2 separate regions of the Homo sapiens genome follow, and region 1 is linked to region 2. A link is a loop called in an ENCODE intact Hi-C map of the cell type or tissue named here. Cell type or tissue: tibial artery. All regions are shown on one strand. Each heading gives the region's core, and the rest is flanking DNA. Links, peaks and the distances in the headings are about the cores only. Region 1 has its middle 230 kb from the start of FAM76B. Region 2 has its middle 140 kb from the start of FAM76B.

Region 1 (11,666 bases), core at 2,550-10,549, 87 kb before region 2:
ATATTCACATTTGCTATGAAAAACTCCATTCTGAAGAGCAGCTGTGTAAATTAATCTCTCTTTTGGTCAAACAAAGAGACTTTGTATTTGTACAAACAGATTTTTAGAAGATATGATTGTGTATTTGAAATACATCAGATACTGTACCAAATGTGCTACTTGCATGAACTCATTTAATTCTTATTAAAAACCAGAAAAGAAGTAGCATTAGTCTGCCCAGTCTACAGATGAGGAAACTGAGAAACGGTTACTTTTTGGAAATCACATAGCAAGTAATTGGCGGGGGCCACAATTTGTACGCAGATCTGTATGATTCCAGAATCATAATTAACCACAAAATTATACTTTCTAGAACAAGAATGCAGCCTATATTGTGAGATTTTGTTTTCAGGTATCACAAGGTTTCACCTGCCCCTAAGATATCTTTTCTCAGTCTTGCTTTTAAAAATTGATGTTATTATACAAATTACTTGAGTTGGGACCATATTATTAGATAGCCATCACTAAAGCAGAAATATAGCCTGAGAGCAACCAGGCTTTTTCCCCCTTTACACACAAGCACCACTAGAAAACATTCCTGGAATAGTTTAGGAAATAAATCGGTCTAATCCTGAAATGCAGAGAATCAGAGGCCTCAGGAAAGGGGATTTAGGATTACTGGTCAACTTTGATTAGGAAATGAAAGGAAAGTTCTGAAGATTAAATCATTGATTAAATTTCACCGAACATCTCTGGGCAGCTATAATTAGCAAACATGATTTTAGAAGTAGAATTAGAGGAAGGGACACATAATGTCAAGTCAGGAGATGTGCTGCCCAGGACACATTTAGCTTACTTTACCATTTTACTTCCTTCTTCACAGTCTTCTTTCTAATTGGACATTCAGAAAGGAACATGTCATGCACAGCTTCAAGCTTTCCGATGGGTTGCCAGTGAGCCTCTTTCTCCAGATTTGGCAATTAAATGCTTAGTGAATACTTAAAATGTGTCCCCACCCTCTCGTAGACTAGTCCCCCATCGCACTTTATCCCCTATGCTGCTGCTCCAGTGCTCACAACATTATCTGAAACCATATCCTATTATGTTGTATTAAATTATGTTTTACCATGTTATTTATTTATTTATTTATTATATGTCTCTCTGGAGAGTAGATTCCATGAGAAATAGCTTCATCAACTTTGTTCACCCCTGCATTACTAACTTGTAAAATGGTCCCTGAAATATAGTAGCCACTCAATACACATTTGTTAAATGAATGAATCAGCTATGGTATGGACTGCTGTGAGAGGTATTGAGGGAGTTAATATATAGCATTATTTAGTGCTTACTGTCTCCTAGGCCTGTTCCACACAGTTCACATCGATTAACTGCTTTAATATTCATTACCTTTCTATGAGATAGATATCATTACTAGCCTCATTTTACAGATAAAGAAAGTGAAGTACAGAGAAGTTAGGTAACTTGCTCAGTGTTGCACACCTAGAAAGTGTCAAAGCCACACTGGAACGCAGATCATCTGGCTTCAGGGTTCTGTTAAACTTTATGATAAAATAAGACAAGACACTACCGATTTGAGAAGAAAAGTCTTGCCCACACAAAAAAATAAAGAAGTTCACAGTGAATAACAAATGAAGGTTTAATCAATACGTTTTCTAAGGCTGAGAGGAGAGAAGGTTCCCAGAAGACCAAAGTTGCCGAGGAAGGGCTCATAAAGAATCCGAGATTTCGACTGGTTCTTGAATAATGTTTTGGCTAGTGATGAAGGTATCTTATCACTGAAGCCCCAGTGATTACAGTAAAAAAAAAAAAAAAAAGCAAGTTCCAGTAAAGACATAAGGGATCCATGATTCTATGACACACAGACATCTTTTTGAAGGTTCTGTTGGCCTTGGCTTTAATATATTTACTGATGTTTATAAGAAAGCAGGGAAATGAGAGAACAAAGAGTAAGGGCATGATGATGTCATTCTTCTGAGATGGTTCTGGAGAGGATGGCATTGCTTCTGGGACACCAGTAGCCCAGAAGTCAGGAATTCCCCCTGGAGAAAGCAGGATTATCCAGAAACAATCACTCTGCCTCCCCACTCTGTCTTCCGCAATGAGAATTGAGCTACTGATACCAGAGTGTTTAGAAAGTCAGAGCTTTCTTAATAAAGACTCCTCTGCACTGGATGGGAATTTCCCCAGTGAAGTCTAAGTTTCAATACCTGATTCCCCACTGATTGCTGTGATGATTATCAGGATGTCAAAAGATTGGCATTCCTGTCACTGAGAACTGGGTTGCTCATTTTCTCCTGAGTTGGGGTCTTCAAAGTCATCTTAAGCACTGCAGGGTTTCAACGAGCTGGAAAATGTGTGAGAAAACAACATCCAAGTCGTGGCTCCCATTTTTGACATCTGCATTCAAGACTGGGCCACAGGACTCCAGTGGTGGTTCTTTCAATCCCTTCTATTCATCAGGGCAGCAGGATTCGTGATTCAATGAGCTACGAATTACAATCCTTTCTCTAGAAAATTGGTTTTTGAAAGTGCCTACTGGGTATGACTAAGAGGTTTTGTGCACTGGGGTTTCAGTTGATGTTTGTATTTTTTCTTATTATGACTTGAAGGAAAAAACCAGAATCTAAAATTAGCCCTTGTTTTTTCAACTTGGAACTTCATAAACACATCAGCAGTGGGGTGTGTGTGTGTGTGTGTGTGTTTTGCAATAAGCAATATTACAATTTCTTGACATTTTCATTGCTGTTTCTTGACATATTTAGTGAGGCTTTAAAGGTTTCTTTAGACAGAAAAAAAAAAGAAAAAAAATGGCTATGTTCCAAATCACCATATGTTTCCAATTGCAAATTCAAAAGCAGAAGACAGGCCTTAACTTAAGCTGTACAGCCTTTTGTGGTGGTTATGGTGCTGGGGAGGTAGGTTGTCTTTTTACATTTAGTTATTAGAATTTCAGTGTTACCCAATGACATAAAAGGAAAATAAAGCATTTAGCAAATATTTGTTGAGTGCCATCTATGTGTAAGACACTGGGTCAGGGAGGGTGCAATCTAGTTGGGGATACAAAATATTAAAGAAAGCAAATGTTCAAAACGGGATGATAAATGGATAGCTTTCAGCCATAAGTTCTCCAGGAGATCAAAGAGTTAGGAGCTGACCTGGTAAAAGAACGATTCATAGAAGAGGTAAAATTGAGCTGAGTCTTGAAGAAGGATAATAGGACATTTCAGGTGAAAGGAACTATAGAGTCAAAGTCACAGTGATGGAGCTGTGCATGCACATTCAGATTGGTGACTGCATCTGTGAGGTTGGAACTGATGCAGTTTCATAAGAATGAGGAAGTTTCCATAAGAATGGGGAAGGAATCATGGAGAAAGATGGGAAAATCAAGTAGAAGTCACATTATGATAAACTGGAGTGACAGGCTTGGTGTACCATGATTATTGTTGTTTAGATTGTATTTAGTCCAAACAACAATTACTTGCATTGGGTACTGATTATAAGCCCCATTCTATAGATAAGGAAACTAAAGCTCATAGAGGCTAAGAAGTTGCCCAAAGTCAAATAATGAATTATTTGGTTAACCCAGATTTGAACTAAAGTCTGTTGGATTCCAACTCCTCTTAATCTTTCTAGCTTAAGTGGTTAGGCAGGCTTGAGTGATAACTGCTGTCAGCCAGTAGTTGATATTCCAGCAAGAATAATGATGTTTTTAACCAGGATGAGGAAATTAGGATGAGTAAACTAAAGAGTAGCTGCCTAGAACTAAGGTGACCAGAGGGCATGGTGGAAGTAGCAAGACCCCTAGAGCTGGCATGCTCTTGATGCATCCTCAGAAGGAACCTTATCACTTACAGCTGGAGTTCTTAGCCTCAGAGTTGGACAGTTCTTCCATATGAATGTCCCCGGCAAGCATTTATTAAAGAACAGATGCAGGGTAGGGAGTCAGAATAGTTGAGGGCACTTGGAGCCATAAAGGCCAAACATGTCCCATTTGAGTAACTGTTCTCCTCGGAGCACTTAACGATTTCTAAGACTGAGGTTCTTGAGTTGAATCAAGTTATCAAATGCTCCAAGGCACTGTAAGTCACTGAGGTGATAGGGAGCTAGGGCCTTAGAGGCCACTGTGTTTGCAGGTAACATGTATCTAATTGTAAACAGGATTGTTTCATGTTACAGAAAAACAAGGAGCTGAAGTGGCTTCATCCATAGCTAGATCCAGGTACTCAAAAAACAAATGTCATTTGTCTTTCTCCATCTCTTGGCTCTATTGTCCTCAACATTGCTTTATTCTCAGGCCAGTTCTTCAAATGGCAGCAAATATAATTAAGAGCACCTCCAGGCTTAACATCTTTCAGTCCACCTACCCCAAAGACAGGAGGGTGGTGTGATTTATGGAGTACTTCTTCCTCTAAAGAGGCAGAAAGATTCCCAACATTAGGTTCAGGACCCAACTTAAGAGTTAGGAGATGAGCCCAGCTACATCCAAACTCCATGGTAAGAGAGTGAGAAATGGATGGTTCTCCAGGGGAAATTAGGTCACTGCTACTAAAGAACAATGGTTACTGGGCAGCTGTCATAACAATGTCGTGATAATTCAACAGTGTTGAAGGCACTGTTGGTATGAAGAGTAGAGAAAGAGCAAGAAGAATAGGAAAAAGAGAGTCAGCTACATGTATAACAGAGCAGGAATGGCTTCTGGATTTCCTATTTTCTATGGTAGGCCTGAGCCTAAGAATATCTTCTCTGGTTCTGTCTCTCACAACTTCCCTGCTATTCCCCTTGTTCCAGCCTTGCGAAACACACTGGGCTCCATCACACATCCAGGCCTTTGCACCAGCTGCTCCTCTTTCTGGAATTCAGACCCACACCATCCACTCCGATATCCACCTGGTAAGTTTGTACTTTCACATCTGGAAACGTTATCTCCCAGCAGAGCATCAGACATTCTTTTCTGTCTGCTCCCATAGCAATTTAACTTTCTTCTTTTTTTTCTTTCCTCTTCCTCCTCTTCCTCTTTCTTCTTCTTTGAGTGACGATTACTTTTTGTAGGTTTGCTTGGGGAACATTAGGCCACCTTGATAGGTTCTAATAGTATATTGAATAAATTGTTTTATGATGCCATCTGTGAGGGGACAAGAAAAATGCAGCTCCTTCCTTGCAGCTGATGTGTCATAGACCCTACACATAGACATGCATACATGTGAGAATTAATATGGACCCTTCATAAAGTCCTATAGCAAGTTCTGTGACCTGATTTTCTGCTCAGTTTTCTCAGAGGCCCAACTCTGTATTCCTCATGGAGCATAAATGTCTTTTAGAGAGATATCAAAATTTAAAATTTTCTAGAACTTTTTAACAAGATTAATTTAGATTCTTTTCTTACTGCTATGGCTCAGTGCTAAGTAACCCTTTGAGTTCCCTTCTAGCCGCATTTGAAGTGACTCGATCTTCCTCACAAAAGCTGCCTAATCAGATATCATAATTTCAAAGACCATTAGGGAAGGCTTTAAAAGATGGCAGAATATTCCAGGTTCCAGGCTTGTCAGCATGAAAGTCAATAGCCACTGTTAGGTAAGCCAGCTTATTCCACACAAAAGACCACAGGCAAGCCTTCTTGGGATTAATAATTTTGCCATTACTTTTTACAATGTGGCATATTTAAAACAGGAATAGTCAGACACTTTATAACGCTACTTTATACGGCCACTGACACCCTCCCAAGCCTTACCTCTTCACTGGCCAGAACTCTCACCTTTTGTAACTTGCAAGAATTGTGACAGTGAGCTTGCCAAGCTCCCAGAATGCAGCAAGTCCTGCCCAACCAGCCTGTCGGAGAGTGAGGTGATTTATAAGCCAGAGTATGAGGGAACCAAAAATCAAAACAGAAGGGAAAGCCTCTGAGGAGGACAGCTAAAAATAGCTTTCCTTCACCATTCTGTGATACTCGGGGGCAGCCTTAGCAAATAGCCTGCTGCCTTGCTCCTGCAGAAGCCCACTCCATAGTCACAACAGGCACTGACAATCCATCAGGGCATTCCTTCTCCCAGGACCTGAGCTGGGGCTCACCATCCTTCTCATCACAGCCAAACACTTCAGGAGGCACGTGAAATGAAACCCATTGACCAGGGTTTGAATATCCCTTCCAAAACTTATGTTGAAACTTGCTGTTGGAGATTCATGTTGCATCCCTGGCAATATTGAGAGGTGTGCCTTTAAGTGGTGTTTGGATCATAAGGGCTCTGCCCTCATAAGTGAATTAATCCATTCATAGATTAATGGATTAATGGGTTATCAGGAGAAGAGAACTGATGCCTTCATAGGAGGAAGAGGGACTAGAGATAGCATGTGAGCACCCTCAACCCACTTGCCATGTGATGCCCTGCACCACTGTGGGACTCTGTAGAGTCCCCCACCAGCAAGAAGGCCCTCACCAGATGCACACTGTCAACCTTGAACTTCCCAGCCTCCATAACTGTAATAACTAAATCTCATTTCTTGTAAATTACTCAGTTCCAGGTATGTTGTTTTAAGTAACAGAAGATGGGCTAATACACAATTCTTCTCTTAGAATACTTTTCTATGGCTTTCTTTTGTGTTCTAGTATAAATTTTTCCTAGTCTAGCCAAATTTCACTGATTCTCTATTAATAATTTCTCCTCTCTAAATTCTACCTGAGACTGTTCAGCATTCCACACAACTTAGAATTGATTTGCCCTCTGTTTATGCTAAGGCTTTGCACCAAGAGTGTAAGGATCTTAATGTGCTCTTCTGCATCCATAGCTTTCACTGTACCAGCCAGATTACATATACACAAATAACTTACTGTTTGGTTTCATAAGTTTTGGATGAATAATTTAGCTGCTGAGTAAGGGGGAAGTAACTAACATTTATTTACCAATAGCTGTGTACTAGGTAGGATGCTAATTAACTGCTTTACATACATTATCTAATTTAATACTTACTGCAGAACTTTGAGGTGTTATCATCCCCATTTTTACAGGTTAAGAAACTGAAGGTCAGAGAATTTACAAAACTTAGTAGTATAAAATATACCCCAGAAGAACTAATAGACTTAGGAAGAGATGGCAGTACTCAAAGAAGCCCCTCATGAAAAATTGTGATATATAAGACAACTCCGTGTGTTCACAAATGAAACTCAGTTTACTTGATAAGTTCCATATTCTGATAATGAAAGAGAAAAGAATAGTTTAAATCAGAATTGCCATGAGGCTGGGTGGGTGGCTCATGCCTGTAATCCCAGCAATTTAGGAGGCCGAGGTGGGTGGATCATTTGAGGTCAGGAGTTCGAGACCAGTCTGACCAACACGGTGAAACCCCGAATGTACTGAAACTACAAAATTAGCTGGGCGTGGTAGTGCATGCCTGTAATCCCAGCTACTCGGGAGGCTGAGGCAATAGAATCACTTGAACCAGGGAGGTGGAGGTTGCAGTGAGCCAAGATGGCACCACTGCATTCAAGCCTGGACAACAAGAGCAAAACGCCATCTCAGAAATAAATAAATAAATAAATAAAATATAAGAATTGCCATAGAAAATTCAGGAAATGTGGCAACTGCAATAACAGAGAAATTAAAAGCTCTGTACTGTCGATGGTTAAAAATGTGCATTTTTATATGTTCATTTTTTTCCAACAAAGATGAATAATGTGCTGTTCTCAGCCTCAAAGTGCTCAAAATCTACTGAATGAGAAAGACCAGAACATAAACAGATAATTATATCACATAAGATAGATGAGGGGTAAATATACAGAGAGGATATTCAGAGACCTCAAAGAAAGAAAACTGAACCTAGTCTGGAGGGTCTGGAAGTCTTATTGGAGAAGTTGAAACTATATTTATCTTACTCGCTACTATTTCACAAATACCTAGAATGATGCCTTATTCGTAATATGTTTGGCAAGCATTTGCAGGATAGTTGAATGAACGCATGAATGAATGAGCTCTCAGTATTAATGTTCGGGAGGAATTACCCAGACAAAGAAGGAAAGCTTGGGAAAGTGGGCTCAGGGAGTGGAGCATAAATAATATTATTCCAGGTAAAGGACACTGCAGAAGCAAAGACACACAGGAAAGAAACCAGATAGCTTGGGTGGAGATTATAATTAGTCTTACATCACTGGAGCATAAAACACACAGATGAGAGTGAAACAAGATGGAGCTGGAGAAATAAGCCTGGGTCATATTCAGGGTTTATATTGGAAATCATTGACAGGAGATGCAGTGTGGGCACCAGGCTTCAGAACAGTTGCTGGTCCAGGAGACACCCAATGATGACAGGTGTTATTACCTTTTCAGATGCTTGATTATGGGAGAAAGTCTGCGGAGCTTTGCGGTGGAGCTGGGTTAGATGGAATGGGATCTTGAGCTGAAAGGGAGGAGTTGGACAGAATCCTAGACAATTCGTCTAGAGTAACCAACAGAGTCTATACACCCATAGGGAGATGTGGTCTGGAGCTCATTGAAATTCTTTTCTAATTGCTTCTCTTTCCACAGTGAAATATGAAGCCAGGTCTCCAGCTAAGAGTGAGGATGGAGTAGGAGAAGTTGGTGGTTTTTTGAGGGACAAGAAGCTATGGCGTAGTCATGTAGGAGAAAGGGAGGGTAAATCAAGCAGGGCATACAATGGGGTGGGGACAGGACTAAAACCTGCTTGAGGTTAATATTCATGAGACTAAAGTAAAGCTGATCACTACGATTTTGTGTTTTTCTCTAGCAATGTGGAGCTGCATGAGTGCTGGTGTGTAGGAGGTAGAGTGTTGGATTTAAACAAAATTGTGTTTATTCCAAGTGGGTGTGAAGTAGAAGCTAAGCCTGATGCTATAGAATTATCTATAGTGTTTCAGTTAGTCTGTATTATGAAAGGGGACTGAATAGAGAATTTCAGATCCTATCTCTTGAGTCAGTTTCATATATGCACCCGGCCACCCTGCTGCTCCTCTTTGCTCCTAAGTTTCTTGGAAATATTGTCTACATTGACTGGCTTAGTTTTCTCATTTCCCATTGAGTTTTCACCTTAGTTCTCTGGATGTTCCATTTAGTCTTCTTTGTGAATTCCTTTTCACTTGCTCATCTCTGCCTTACTTCCTACCCTTCACGTTAGCTCTGGGATATCACATCCACTCCCATGGTTTTCATTACCATATGCTTTCAGAGTGTTTCCAAATCTGTGTCTGAAGTTCATCTCTTCTAAGCTCTAACCAATCTCTCCCACTCCTTACTAGATCTAATCATTTGGATATTCTTTTTATACCACAAACCCAAATATCCTAAATAATTTATCTTTCATCCCAATATGTTCCTCTTGGAGTACTCACTATCTCAATGGTTTCACTATCCACCAGTTTGTTCTAGTTAGAAGCCTGAGAATTCACTCAATCTTCTCTCTTACCTCATCACATACATTTTATTAATCATCATGCTACCATCAATTCTACCTTCTTTATATTTGTCTAAATTTCCCAAATTGCTGGCAATGAATATGTAATCAGAAAAATATCTTAATTAATAAAAATAAATATTTTAATGTTCATTTGGATTTGGTGTTCACATCACCTCCACGTCTTTGGAAAACTTACCACAGACATTTGGCAAAATTGCATTTGTCTCTGTGGACAGCCTGAGAGCTTTTGGCGTCTGCAAAAAAGGACTAGGGACAGAGCCATGAATATTTAATCTGTTTCTTACTGAATTGTCCAAAAAGAAAAAAAAAAGCAGGAATGGAAACACCACCCACTGACCTGCCCTAGTTGCACAACTCAACATTCTCACATTTTACAGTTGGGGTCACAAAAGAAAAGTCAAAGCAAAACTATGAGTCCTTTATCTTACTTTTTCAGAGCCTTCCACAGGCTCATGGGGTGAGAATGTACCTTTCCATTTAAAGCTACTGTGCTTCATAACTTCTAGAAGCAAAGGAAGCTGAGCTGCATTCTTCGAAAATGCTGGGTAGCTGGGGCATATCAAAGGGAATTTGGAATGGTTTATGTGGTTTGAAAATTCTTGGGGGCAAAACTGCCTTCCTGTTGCTTTTGGAAACTATCATCCAGAATTGGAAAGGAGGTAAACAACAGGAACTCCTCCACCATTTGGTTTGCTTCCCCTTTGTACTTAGCTAATTATTTTATGCTAACAAGAGAGCGTGTTTCTCCATAGTTACTTTTTTTTTTTTTTTTTTTTGAGGCTTGCTGCAACCTTGGGACCCTTGGAAGATGAAAGCCAAATCAGCTCACTTTCAGTTTAGGCACAAATGAAGCTGGGTGTCTTCTGCCATACAAACCAATGAAAGTGCTTTCTCACCAGCTTCCTTCCACTCACTGCTCCATTGTTCCTAGAATGGGTGAAATTCATTTGGTATGTGATTAGCCATCATCCAAGGCTAATAGTACCATTATAAAAAGTGCAAAGTAGTGGTTGGTGGTCATACATTTAAAGTGCAGTCAGTGGCTGGGCGTGGTGGCTCACACCTGTATTTGGGAAGCCAAGGAGGGCAGATCACGAGGTCAAGACATCGAGACCATCCTGGCCAACATAGTGAAACCCCATCTCTACTAAAAATACAAAAATTAGCTGGGCGTGGTGGCACACACCACTCGGGAAGCTGAGGCAGGAGAATCGCTTGAACCAGGGAGGTGGAGTGAGCCAAGATTGCGCCACTGCACTCTAGCCTGGCAACAGAGCAAGACTCTGTCTCGATAATAATAATAATAATAAAGTGCAATCAGTAGTCATGTCTGATGTCCCCACTGCCAATTCCCAATATGTATCCGTAACAATGTATGGGAAAATCTCTCCCTTCCTTTCAGCTTCAGCAGGCCTTTGGGTGGTAATATCTTCCATTCCTCTAAATCTGCTACTTCTCTTCTATCTACTTTCTTTAGTTTGAGAATTTGTTCATTTACTGTTGTCTCTTCTTCTATTCCTTTTTCCCCTGTGGATTAATACCTGTTTCTATTCCTTTATTATTATGTAATTTTAGCAGGATTTGAGGAAGGAGAGGAGATAAACCAGTGGTATCCATCAGGGATTTTTAACCGGAATCCTTAATTAATTTTGTGCTTATGTTTTTCCACTGAACTTTTAATTCCTTCAGGGCAGAACTGGGTTGATTAATTTCTGTCCTGACCACTCTGTGCAGTGCCTAGTATTTTCAGTAATTCTTACTGAAAAAAAAAAAAGATGGAATTAATTTCTCCAAGAGTCTTTTTGCCAAGCTAATACCTAGAACAGAATGTAAGCTATATATAAAAGTTCAGACAGATAATGATTACAGAGTGGAAAATGATGTTAGGAATTGGGTCAAATATGCTTTGGGATCTACAGAAAATCCAAAATGCATTTTTCAAAATTGTGTTTTCAGAGATTTGATGCTTATCTTTGACTCATATGTACTTAGGTCTCTAAGAAAAGTTTCCTATTGCCCAGGGGTGGGGACGTGTTTATGTGCAAAATGCCTTGACCCCTGACTGACCTTCCTCTACCACCACTATCAATGCCCCACCATAGTTACATCTTCTCTGAGTTGTTCTCTGAGGGTGCCTGCCAGCCTGAACTCCTGGCTCAGGCAGTTGAGTAGGAGAAGAGGTGGGTGTTTCAGTAATTTATTTTTGCGTGCCTGATTTAAACCATCCCCTTCTCACCAAATGGGAG
Region 2 (11,666 bases), core at 2,252-10,251:
AGAGCGCATTTGCCCTGTGTGTCCCTGCTATTATCTCTTCCTCCTGTTCCTTCAACAGTGGAGGTCAAGGACTTGGAAATTTGGGATCCCAGCCATCTATTTCAATTTCTTTCTACTTGAGAGATATAAATGAGAACACAATCATATTTCCAGAGCCTCTGAGATTCTATTTGATTCATGTTCTTCTTAAAGGTTTTGCTCAAAAAGAGCCTTGTTTCCTGCCAATTTCTGATGGCTGCCCTCCATTACCTGCCCTTTTGTTTCCCAGAAGCCCATAGGCCATTAGCCTAAGTATGCATCACTGGCAGGGGCCCTACATTTGGCGGCACTAAGCACAGCATGGGCAGATGAAATGCACCTTGGAGGTTGCCCATCCAAACATGGACAGCATCCAAGGCTTGAGGTGATGACATAGCCTGAGGTGGAACGAGTACATAGGGCTCTCAACAGTTATGTAATAAGGGCAGGAGGAGGATGTGGTGCATGAAAGTAAAAATGAAACATTGCACAAGTAGGCTTTGGTTTCGTGAGGAAGCCTGAGAGTAAGAAAGGTGATTTAGGCTTTATATTGCATGTGATGTTGCACCAGCAAAGGTGGCCAAAAACCAATGAGGAAGGAAAATACTGGTCTTACAGCTCTTACCAATGGCATGAAGGAAAAGAACAGAAGACTATGCCTTTTATCTATTATCTGTGAGACTCCCTAAAATTAAATTCTTACTTCACTAGGTAGTCATTTCAAGCAGCAAATTAGTTCATAAAGTAATCTGATAAATAAACATCTTGGAAAACATTTATGCCAATGGCCAACATGTATTAAGCTATGGTACCAGGACAGAAAATTCTAGAAATGTTTATTTATCTGTTGATTTTGTAGCTAAAAGGAAGAGAGAGAGGAGGAAGGATTACAACTTTGTCTCAGCCAAGACCTTCCTTGGCAGGACTGTCAGGCCTACAGGCATGTCCTTAGTTTGGCTAGTTTGTGGCTTCCATTCGATCAGTTCATCCAGGAGAGCTCTGACTGGTGAATGGAGTTGTACTGCTGAAGCTCACAAGAGAGAGATGAACAAAATCAGTGTATTTTTAAAATTATTTTAAGCTTAGAGATAAAAATGCCAAAGAGATTGATAATCACATGAGCTGATGGTATCATTTTTCTACCCAATCACAAAAATAGACAAAAAAAAATACCCTTTCACAAGGAAAACATGAAAATGGCTAATAATTGTATGAAAACATGCTGAATCTCAATTATCATCTGAGAAATGCAAACAAAACCCACAATGCCGTAAGACTACATATGTACCCGAATGGCCAAATTTTTGAAAACAACAAAAATAGACAACACCAAGTAATTGGCAATGTGGCAATGATGGATCAGTGGACCCAAATACTGCTCCTGGAAATAAAATTGTTAGAACAACTTTGGAAAACCTTGACAGTGTCTACTAAAGCTGGAAATACACGGACTCAAATCTCAGCAACTTCATTTTGATATGCAACAGATTTGAACCAAAAAACATGTACATAAATCTTCATAGCAGCATTATTCATAATAGCTAAAATTTGAAAACAATTCAAATGTTTCTCAAGAGAAGAAGGGATAAATATATAGTGGTATGACTATGGTAGAATAGTATGAAGGAATGAAAATGAACAAACCCATTACAACATACAGCACAAGGAATGACCCTCACAGACACAAAAGAGTCTGTACCACATATTTACATTCACTTCAAGTCTAAAAACAGGCAAAACTATGGTATTAGAAGTCTGAACAGTGGTTATCCTTGGTTGGAAAATAACAGGAGTTAAAAGGAGAGGATCTTAGATGCTAGTAATGTCCTTTTTCTTGAATTGAATGTGACGTGTATTCATAAAAATTAGTCAAGCTGCACACTTGAGATTTATGCATATTTCTATTTGTATGCTACACATTACTGTTTCTCAACTAGGATTGATTTTGCCTCCCAGAGGACATTTGGCTACTTCTGGAGACATTTTTGAATCTCACAACTAGAGGGTGTACTGGCATCTAGTAGACAGAGACCGTCCTGTAATGCATAGCACAACCACACAACCTCCTATGACAAAGGATTATCTACATATCAATAAAAGTAGTGTGCAGAATAAAATAGCAGCAACAGAATAATAATAATGTGTACAGCTTACACAACACTAATGTAAGATGTTCCTGATAAAAGTCGAGGTGCACTTATACTGTGTCACTCGTGCTACACAAGTCAGCAGTCCATGACGATATGTGGTAAGCCTACAACTACTGCATGCAAAGTTCTATGCAACTGTGGAAAAACCTCATACTTAATGAAGGAACAAGGGCTTAAGCCCAGGAAAAATAAATGTATTTTCATTGTATCCCAATGAGTGCCCATAAATTAATGTCTGAGAGGGAAGCAACTAGATACTTTGTTGACTTTTAAAACTCCAATATGTTGCACAGTTACTACACAGAGTAAGCACTATTTGTTGAATTTATGAATCAATAGTTCTCCCCAAGGCCGTACCAACCATAAACATCATTCTGTAATGCAATAGCCTTGCACATCTATGTCTTTCCAACTTCCCAAGCTCCAAATTTACCTGCCCTGCATCCTATCAGGTAGCCATCTAATTTTTCTGACACATTAATAAATACCAAGGTTTTAACTGTGGCAGTAGGTTTATATGCTACCAAGTTTCATAGTTGAATTTTGAAAGGGTCAACTGAAGACACAGTTTTCTAACCCAAAGAAGTAATGCTAGAAATTCTATGTACTTGTGGCAGGCCTACAAGGGAGAAATATAAAAAAGGACAAGGAGCATTTTCAGTGACACTCAAATCAAACACTGAAAAGGGTTGCCTTTGATGAGAAGTCACATTACTATGGCACTTACAACAGCAGGAAAGAATTTCAATGAGAGTATTTATGAAAACATATCACACATTCATAGGCTCTTCACACATACAAAAACATTGATATACATTTAGGTTAAAGAATGTGGAAGCAGGGGTACTAACACTGAAATGTTTAGAGATTGTTTTGACATTTCACGTGTGGTAGATACAATAGTACCCTCCACCTCCAAAAGATGGCTGATGTCTGTGCTATAATTTCTGAAACATGTCAGTATGGAGGGTTAGAAGGAAAGTGATAATTAAAGTTGCAGAAGCAATTAAGGTTGCTAATCAGCTGACTTTAAAATAGTGGCATTATCCTAGATTATCTAGGCAAACCCAATGTAATCACAAGAGTCCTTAAAAGGAGAAGAGGACGATAGAAGAGAACAAGAGAGACAGCAACATTAGAAGGATTCAGCCCAACATTGCTGGTTTTGAAGGTGGAGAAAGAGGGTCATGAGCCAAGGACTATGGGAAGCCTCTAGAAGATAGAAAAGGCAAGAAAATGAATTTGCCCTTTGGAGCCTCCAAAAGGAACACAGTCTTGCTAGCATCTTGCTTTTAGCCTAATGAGACCTATTTTGGATTTCAGACCTTCAGAACTGTTAGATAATAAATATGTTATTTTAAGCCACTAAATTTGTAATAATTTGTAACAAGAGCAATAGTAACTTATGCACTATATTGATGAATTGAGAAAAGGCCATGAGTCACTCAAGCAACTGACAATATAATTCATATTGACTTCTAAGTATAATTAAAAGGAACATATATACGTCCAAAACTACACATGCACACACACCCTTGTAATTTTTAGTCACTTCCTCATGGCATTCCTCTTCTCATTTGATCTTGTTATCAGAATTCAAGGATAAACCTGGGCCACAAGGGATTGCTTGCAGTTACCAAGAGTTAATTGAGAGATACCAGAAAGCCCACACAGGTTTTATCTACATTTCCTGGGATTAAAGTCAAATTGGGCAAATGGAGAGAGAAAAGCGTGTTTACTCTCTGGCAAAGGGGATAGCTTCAGAAGAAAGTTGTCCATTTGCTGACAAAGTTGGTAATTTGCAGATTTGCAAAACTAGGACACAAAATACACACAGGTGCAAATAAATATCTGTAAACCAAAAAAGTTAAACAAGTAATTTGAGATGGCTGGGAGAGAGCCAATTAATTAATTCCATCTCCAGGAATATTGCAAAGCCAATCTATGATCCAGGTTAAAAAGCAAAATCACACACTGGCAACAAAGGGATGGCTTAGGAAGGCAGAAATGCCTATAATCTTCATCAGCCCCATAACCCAAATCAACTCTAAATAAACATCTAACTCAAGTAAAAACATGATTACTATGTAAACACAGCTTCAAGCTACTGCCAAATAAATACACTTTCCACATAAAGCAGTGTGCCTTTCCCCAAAATCAGCTTTGGAGTAGTACTCTACCCACCCCCAATTCCCACTAGATCATAGCCCCCAAGCCCTTCATAAATGGAAATTCTGGAGGTGCCAAAGCTCTCCAGAATTTCAAGGATAGTTTTATCTCTTTTGAATAAAGTAAAAGAAAGAAACAAGTGGTACATTGAAGCAACAGTGGGATGCCAAGAACTTGAAAAAAAAAAATTAACAAAATTACTCCTATAGTTTGAATGTGTCCCCCAAAAGCGTGTGTTGGAAACTTAATCCCCAATTCAACAGTGCTGGGAGATGGGGCCTAACGGGAGTTGGTTAGGCCATGAGGGCACAGTGAATGGATTAATACTGTTATTGCAGGAGTGGGTTCATTATAAAAGGGAGAGTTTGAGTCCTTTTTGCTTTCTCTCTCTCTCTCTCTCTTTCTCTCTCAGCCCTTCTGCCTTTTACCATGGGATGATACAGCAAGAAGGTCCTCACAAGATGCTGGCCACTTGATCTTGGACTTTCCAGCCTCCAGAATTGTAAGCAATACAATTCTGCTTATTATAAATCACCCAGTCCCAGGTATTCTGTTATAACAGCAAACATGAACTAAGGCAATTACCTTCTGAGAGAAAAATAAAATGAACACACTGTCTCAAAGCTGGTTTATATAAGTTTGCTTTAAAAACTAAGACACAGGCTGGCAAGCACTAGTTATAAGCAGATTTAGAGTATAAGCATATTCAGAGAAACATACACCAATCAGAAAGGGACTGTTCAGAAAAGAAAATATTTTAAAAAAAAGATGACACAGAAGCAAATTTGGCTGTGCTCACTCAACCCCTGTCTAGAAGAGAGGGCCCCTTGGTTTGTGAAGAGTATTAGGTCTCTGTGCCAAGTGTGCACCCCTGAAAACAGATGGCTGCCTCAGTCCATCATGTTCTGATCTAACTAGACAGGCAACTTATCTAACTCTCCTGATTCTGATTACATGTCCACCATGTAACATTCTTATCACAAATGACTATAGGGAGGGAATGCACTAATCAGCAACCAAGAGCTCTTTATCTGCTTAATATACTTATATTCTCATCATAAATTCATTGATCGTTTTTCTAGTTTAATTTGAACCATGCACCATCTTTCCATCTGATTAACACTCACCCCATACGAGCTCCAGGAGCCATGGGTTCTTTGTCTTAAAGGGAAGGATTTTTGCCAACTGTTAGTTGTCTGGGAGTGGTCATAATTCTCACCAGAGCACTTGTCTTGCCCACAAAATGGTTGGGATTATTTTAGAGGCTTCTGGAACTGTCTGGGATCGTGTTTATGTGCCACTAGGTCTACTTGGTTTTGAGCTAGCTCCCATTTTTTTCTCACCAGAAACCCCAAGCCCTGCTCTTTCAAAAAACCCCGTTCTCCCATCTGCTAAGAAGCACACATTACTAAGTAAACACCAAGGAAAGAGAGACTTACTCGTGAATAGAAAATTAAAACATGAAAAAGAATGGGCTAGAAATTAAAGAGAACAGCCTAAGGAGGGCTTGTCTCATGAAGAAACAGGGAGACCAAATTACCTGAGCCCTAGTTTCTATTCCAGCTCAGCCCTGTGCAACCACCTTTGTAGCCTGGCAGAACTACTAAGGTCAGTGATGATCAAATTTTATGTGTGTCCTGGCTAATAAAAATACTAGTACTCATAACACTAGTGTTTACTTTTAATTAAATTATTTTTATCATAATGCTATTTAAATAGAAGTGCAAACATAAACCTAGGTATAAATTTCTTATGCGCACCCAACTATGAACTTACAGAACCAATATAATTCACATTACCTCTATTAATTTAATGTGACAGAGGATGTTACTTGCTGAAATAAAAATCACTCCTTTCTCTGTGACCATGGTCCTGAATGCCAGAGCAGGAATGTTTTTGGTTTGGCAGCCTATGCTACTGTGTGCTTGAGAGAACTTAATGTTCCCATCACAGTTCTTTATTTAAGTTACTGTGAAACTTTTACTCATAGCTTGCATCATGATGCCATTGGCCTTCCCTAATATATTATTTTTTTCTCTGTTCTTTTCCTTTCCACTTGAGGCCAATAAAGTTGTAAACACAAAAGCCAACTCCAACACAGAAATTATGTGGCAGTACTAAGGTAGGCATTTGATGACTTAGAATGTATTTACATTAATGTGCTAAAAGTTAAACACAAATTTAAGTTTAATTACTGTGGAGAACCTACACACGCTAGTTTAAGTAAATGGTAAATCTAGTCCCTTGACTGAGCATCATGTCAGGCTTTCACTCCCTCCTTCTAATGCACATGAAATATGTAAGACATAAAATCAATGTTTCCTTTCTGCTCTCAGCTCACAAAATGGTTGAGGCAACCTTATGCCTTTTTCTTTCATTTTGCACTCCGCAACTCTGAGCTTCTATTTGAGCAAGGTTATGTAAGTTGTCTGGGGAATATTCGTGGATCCCTCTTCTCAAGGAAAGCTGAAAACTGGAAGAGAATGAGATTTGCATCCTAGTGCCTATTCTTTAGTTTTGTAAAAGAGCAACAGCCTATCATTAATGGAGCAGAACAGCAGACAGGACTGGAAAAATTCCCCAACTGTTTATTTTTCCCTACTCATGCCTGCTAAAGCAGAACTTAAACCTCCCTTTGCATTCTACTCCATTTTCCCCTTCCCTTGGAATGTGAAGTCTACTTTTAGGATGGAAGAAAATAAACATTAAAATTTTACAAACTGGAAGCATTGGTTACAAGAGCTTCTGGCATATCTGCATCAGTTTTCCATTTAATCAAATAACTTAGGAGTGGAGTAGGGCACTAACAATGTTCCAAAAGACCAATAAGCCCTATTTCCCCAAATGCCCACTGATTAAAAATGCCACCTTTATCATATATAAATCTCCATATAAATGCAGATCAGTTGCTGAACTCCATGCTGCCACACTAATCTATCAGTCTATTCCCAGGAGCATTTAACCATTTTAAATACTATGAACAGACAGGAACTTCTAGATATGATCTCCTTGCTTTCTAATTTTTCTTTCATAATTTTTTCCCCTTTGCTCTCTACATTTTTGGAAATTTTATCATCTTCATCTTTGAGATCTATAATTTGGTCTTCAGGTCTTCTATTTAAAAATTTAGCAATCTTGATTTTTATTTATAAGAGCTGTTCTTTATTCTTCCTCCTTCATTGCAGCCTGTTTTTATTTTGAGGTGGCAATATTCTCTTAAATGTCTCTACCTATAACATTAAATGTTCTTAAAGTTCTCTTCTGTTTCCTGGGTCACTGGTTCTGATTTTTTCCTCTACCTCTAGGTTCTTTATGTTTTATCACTGCTTTTCCTCGAATATCTGGATAGTCTTAATATTTTCATTAATCTGATCTCCATTTTCTTTCAATTATTCAGAAATTCTTCTAAGTTTCTATTCATTATATCACTCTTTCTCAATTTTCAGCATTGTTATGGATGTACTGACTTCAAAGTTTCTTTTCTCTGATTATATTGAGGATTTAAGAAGACGATTCAGTTCGCCATCCTGTAATAATTTATTAATTTTTTAAAGACAAAATTCATGTCTCTTCTTTAAATAATGGTGGCAGAACATGTGGGGATTTCATACGTCATACAAGAGTGTACTTTCAACCAAATGCCGTCTGATTTCAAATGGTCACCTTTATCACATACTAAACTTCTGTACAAATGTAGGTTTATTTCTGAGCTTTGTGCCGCCTCACTAAGCTATCAATCTATTTATATATCAGTAACATTTTTTTAAATTAATTATTGGTTCGCTTACTCCCATTTGCCCAGCAGATATCCACTTGCAAATTGGAAAGGATTGTGAAAAAAAAAGAAAATGATAATACAGACTAGTAACATATCTTGAAAAATGTTTTCCTCCTTGCAAACATCGAAGAACAGAAAAGCAAGTGGTTACCTAAGATTTACAACATTTCCTTAACATTTATGATAACATGTATCCTGTCACAAAGTATATATAACAAATAGTATCTTTAATTTATCCCCAAAATAGTAATTAATGTCTCGATTAATATCTCCATTTTACAGAAAAAGAAATCAAAGCCTGGAGAACTTTGAGTTAAGTATCTTACTCAAAATTACCCAACTAGCAAATGGCAGGACTTAAACTTGGATCTCACTCCAGAACTCAGACTCTCACTGCTATACAACACGTGCCACTTTTTATTCAAGCAATGGAGCTTCTTTTTTCATGTATTAGAACGCTCTTTATTAACTAGCTTGCCCTTCTGCTCTAAATGAATTAGAAAACAAGTCCATTGCTGATTGCCACACTTGTGGAAGGCAGACCTGTATCCCGACCATGTGTGCAGAGCAATGTAATTCAAACACAATGACACCCTCCGTGAGGATAGACTCAGCTTTCTGCTGGTTGGTCTCTGCCTCTCATACCAAAAGGTCTCCAGGCCCACAGGCTACTCCTTACTACATCTACAAGATATGCCACAAGCTTAAATAGATGTTTTATATGTAGGTACATGACAAATACAATCATGCAAAAAGCGTGTATATCAGGAGACAAAAACAGACAAACAATACAGAAATGAAAATACTTATATTAACGAGGCAATCTTATGGGAAAGCATTTATTTAAAAATCTATGCTGGAATCACTGTCTTTACAGATTTTAAAAGTAATAAAATAATTTAATTCATTTAATGTATTAAATGTGGCATCCTGGATTAAAGAATAATCAAAGATTCTCCTCTAAAATGTATGTTGATTTCATTTCCCCTTTTGTCCACCCTCTATGGCCTAAGAATATGTGAAATGGCCAAAAGGAAGGAATTGAGGAACAAAGGGCCTGGGTAGTGACAACCAAAGAAACAGCTGGGGGTTAGATACCATAAAAGCAAACTGAAGGAAGGAATCAGAGAAGCGAGGGAAAAGAAAACAGTTTTTTTCTGCCTTCAACCACTCTAAGAGGTAAGGGTCATAAAACAAGAGAAGCTGCTTGAAGTAAATATAATGACCTGGGAAGGATAGGACATGAGGAGGGAAAGATGAACTAGGGAGATAAAGAATAAAGGGAAATGAAAGGATTTAAAAAGCAAACAGGAAATTCATCTAAAGAGGATAGAGAGGGAAGGATAACAGCTGAGGTTTAAGTAATACGTTGGTCAGATAGTAACATTATTATTATTTTATGCTTACATGCAGATGGGAAACATGCTCCATTTCTAAAAGCCCAAGAGAAAAGGTCACACCTTTAATTTCCAGGCTCCTATAGCTTTTCCATTCCTCATCTCCCAATGCCAGCAAAAGTTTCAAATCCAACAATACTTATGGTGATTTAATTTGGTTACAAAGACTCATGGGGTAGGAAATTTTAACTTGACATCCAAAGCTTAGGTTCCAGAAGACCAACATCTCAGACTGGCCAGTGACCCACTGGCCACACTCAAAGCAAAAATAATTATCCAGAACTTTAAAATAAGACAAGAAGAGCACTGCAAGATCTCTTGTCATCTATTAGAGAATTTTCTAACAACCCTGCTGCGAGTTATCTGATTCTCTAGGGCTGTCATTTAGTTCGACTTCATATTTATTATTAATTAGGGCTCATATTCTGTGTATAGTTGTTAATTTGTAGAAGATTGATCAATTGTGAGATATTTTTGTCCAGTGAGGATAAAAATAATAATTGCCCAGTGAAAAAGATAACCTCAGAGGCTACCATTTTATTGGCCCCCTAGGACGTGTATAGTTTTGTATGTAACTTACCAACCTTATTTGAGCATTCATTCTTTCACAAACTATATATACTTCTTTCTCTCAGAGTCTCCTTTACCAATCCTGTTGCTTTTCTCTTTGCTGGTTAAATCTTTGACACATGCTCAATATACATTTAAATATGTTTTTAAATGTTTAAAATGAATACTTTAACAATATTATCAACACTAATAACACATATTTAGCAGTATCTTACTATATATACCAGACATTTTATTAAGTACTTTGTGAACAGCATCTCATTTAATCCTCACAACAATCCATGAGTTTGGGTAAACTGAGGCCCAAAGAAAATAAGTAATTTGTCAAGATCATCCTTGAGCAGAGGAAGGATTAGAACTCTGGGATGATTTAATAGGAATTCTGTATTCTTGTTATTGCATTGTATTTTTCTGCTAAGGTACCACAGTAATGCCTACCATGGACAGGAATCTAGCAATGACGGGAGGTGCTGGAAAGTCACTGAAGCTGGAAGTTGGGTGCTCATGATGTGAGGTAGTTGGTAAAATTGGTAAAGCTTCTAGAGAACTAACATGCTGATTTTGTATAAAGGGGGGTATCATCTCCGTTTAACAGATGAGGAGACTGAAATTCTGAAAGAACTCTCTCCAAGTCACCCCACCAATAAGAAACTGAGCAAGAAAGTGGAAGCTCATCACCAGACCTCCAGCCCAGTGTATTTTCTGAGGCTCCCCCTGCTTCTGAACAGATGGTCAGTAAGTTCAGCCTCATTTGTTCCACATCTTAGTTCCAAACTGCGGCTACAGCTGCCATTATTTCCCCTTTGTCCTGGATCTATTTGGCTTTGAGATTTTTATCTTCCTGCTTTTGTCTTTGACATAATGATCAGGCAACATTTAATTTGGTCTCTGGTTCTCATTTATTTTTCTGGCACTGGTCCCAGAGATCAACTCAAAGGAACAACACACAGTCACAAGATATCAACGGCCTGATTTCTATCAGGGCTATCTGACACTAAAGTTCAACATTCCCTTCCTGACCACCACCCGCACACCCCAACAGTACAACATATGGACACAACCTTTGTAGATATGCTACCTGCTTGCCTGCAATATGAGTTTTACACCATAAAATTAGGTACAGTTAATGGTAATTATTAAACAGATGGACTACTCTAAACAGCAAATACTTAGCAAGAATTCCACTTGAAAGCAACCCCTGCCTTACCCTTTTTATACAAGAAGTCTTTTTTAGAAATAAGGAAAAGGATAGAATTTGACCCAATATCTATCTGCATGTTATTTGCCAGTTTTAGCTCCATGAATACCACCCAGCAGTACTCAATATATGTCTATTTAAGACTATCAATTGATAGTAATTAATCCAGAACCAACAAACCTATGAATTCATTCACCCTGAAATACCGAGGCATGTTATTTCCAGTAGCACTGCACTGGTTTTTGCTAGAACCCTAGCCAAGTTACTTTTCCTCTTTGTCTTTCAATGCCTTTACCTAAAGGAGGATTTTAAGTTCATAAATCTCCTCCAATTCTGACTTTTTGATTTTGTACCATATCTATGTTATCTACATTCCTGCTAATGAC

What was found. Hi-C counts contacts between places; a loop is a spot of excess contacts. Peaks named below come from ENCODE experiments on the same cell type or tissue, not always from the same donor. Only the 100,000 strongest peaks of a DNase experiment are listed, where the experiment ranks them.
Region 1: it touches region 2 in a loop (2.3-fold over the local background); 3 of 110 quality-filtered maps call a loop at or near these places.

What each region holds. Positions count from the first base shown.
Region 1 is chr11:95,554,255-95,565,920 of GRCh38, forward strand. No RefSeq gene overlaps it. Among named protein-coding and RNA genes, the nearest start is that of FAM76B, 230 kb to the right of the region's middle. In tibial artery, for the core only: no CTCF peak of the experiment used is centred there; a DNase peak (open chromatin) is centred at 5,829; H3K27ac peaks cover 6,219 bases.
Region 2 is chr11:95,641,275-95,652,940 of GRCh38, forward strand. No RefSeq gene overlaps it. Among named protein-coding and RNA genes, the nearest start is that of FAM76B, 140 kb to the right of the region's middle. In tibial artery, for the core only: a CTCF peak has its summit at 6,438; a DNase peak (open chromatin) is centred at 6,239; H3K27ac peaks cover 7,845 bases.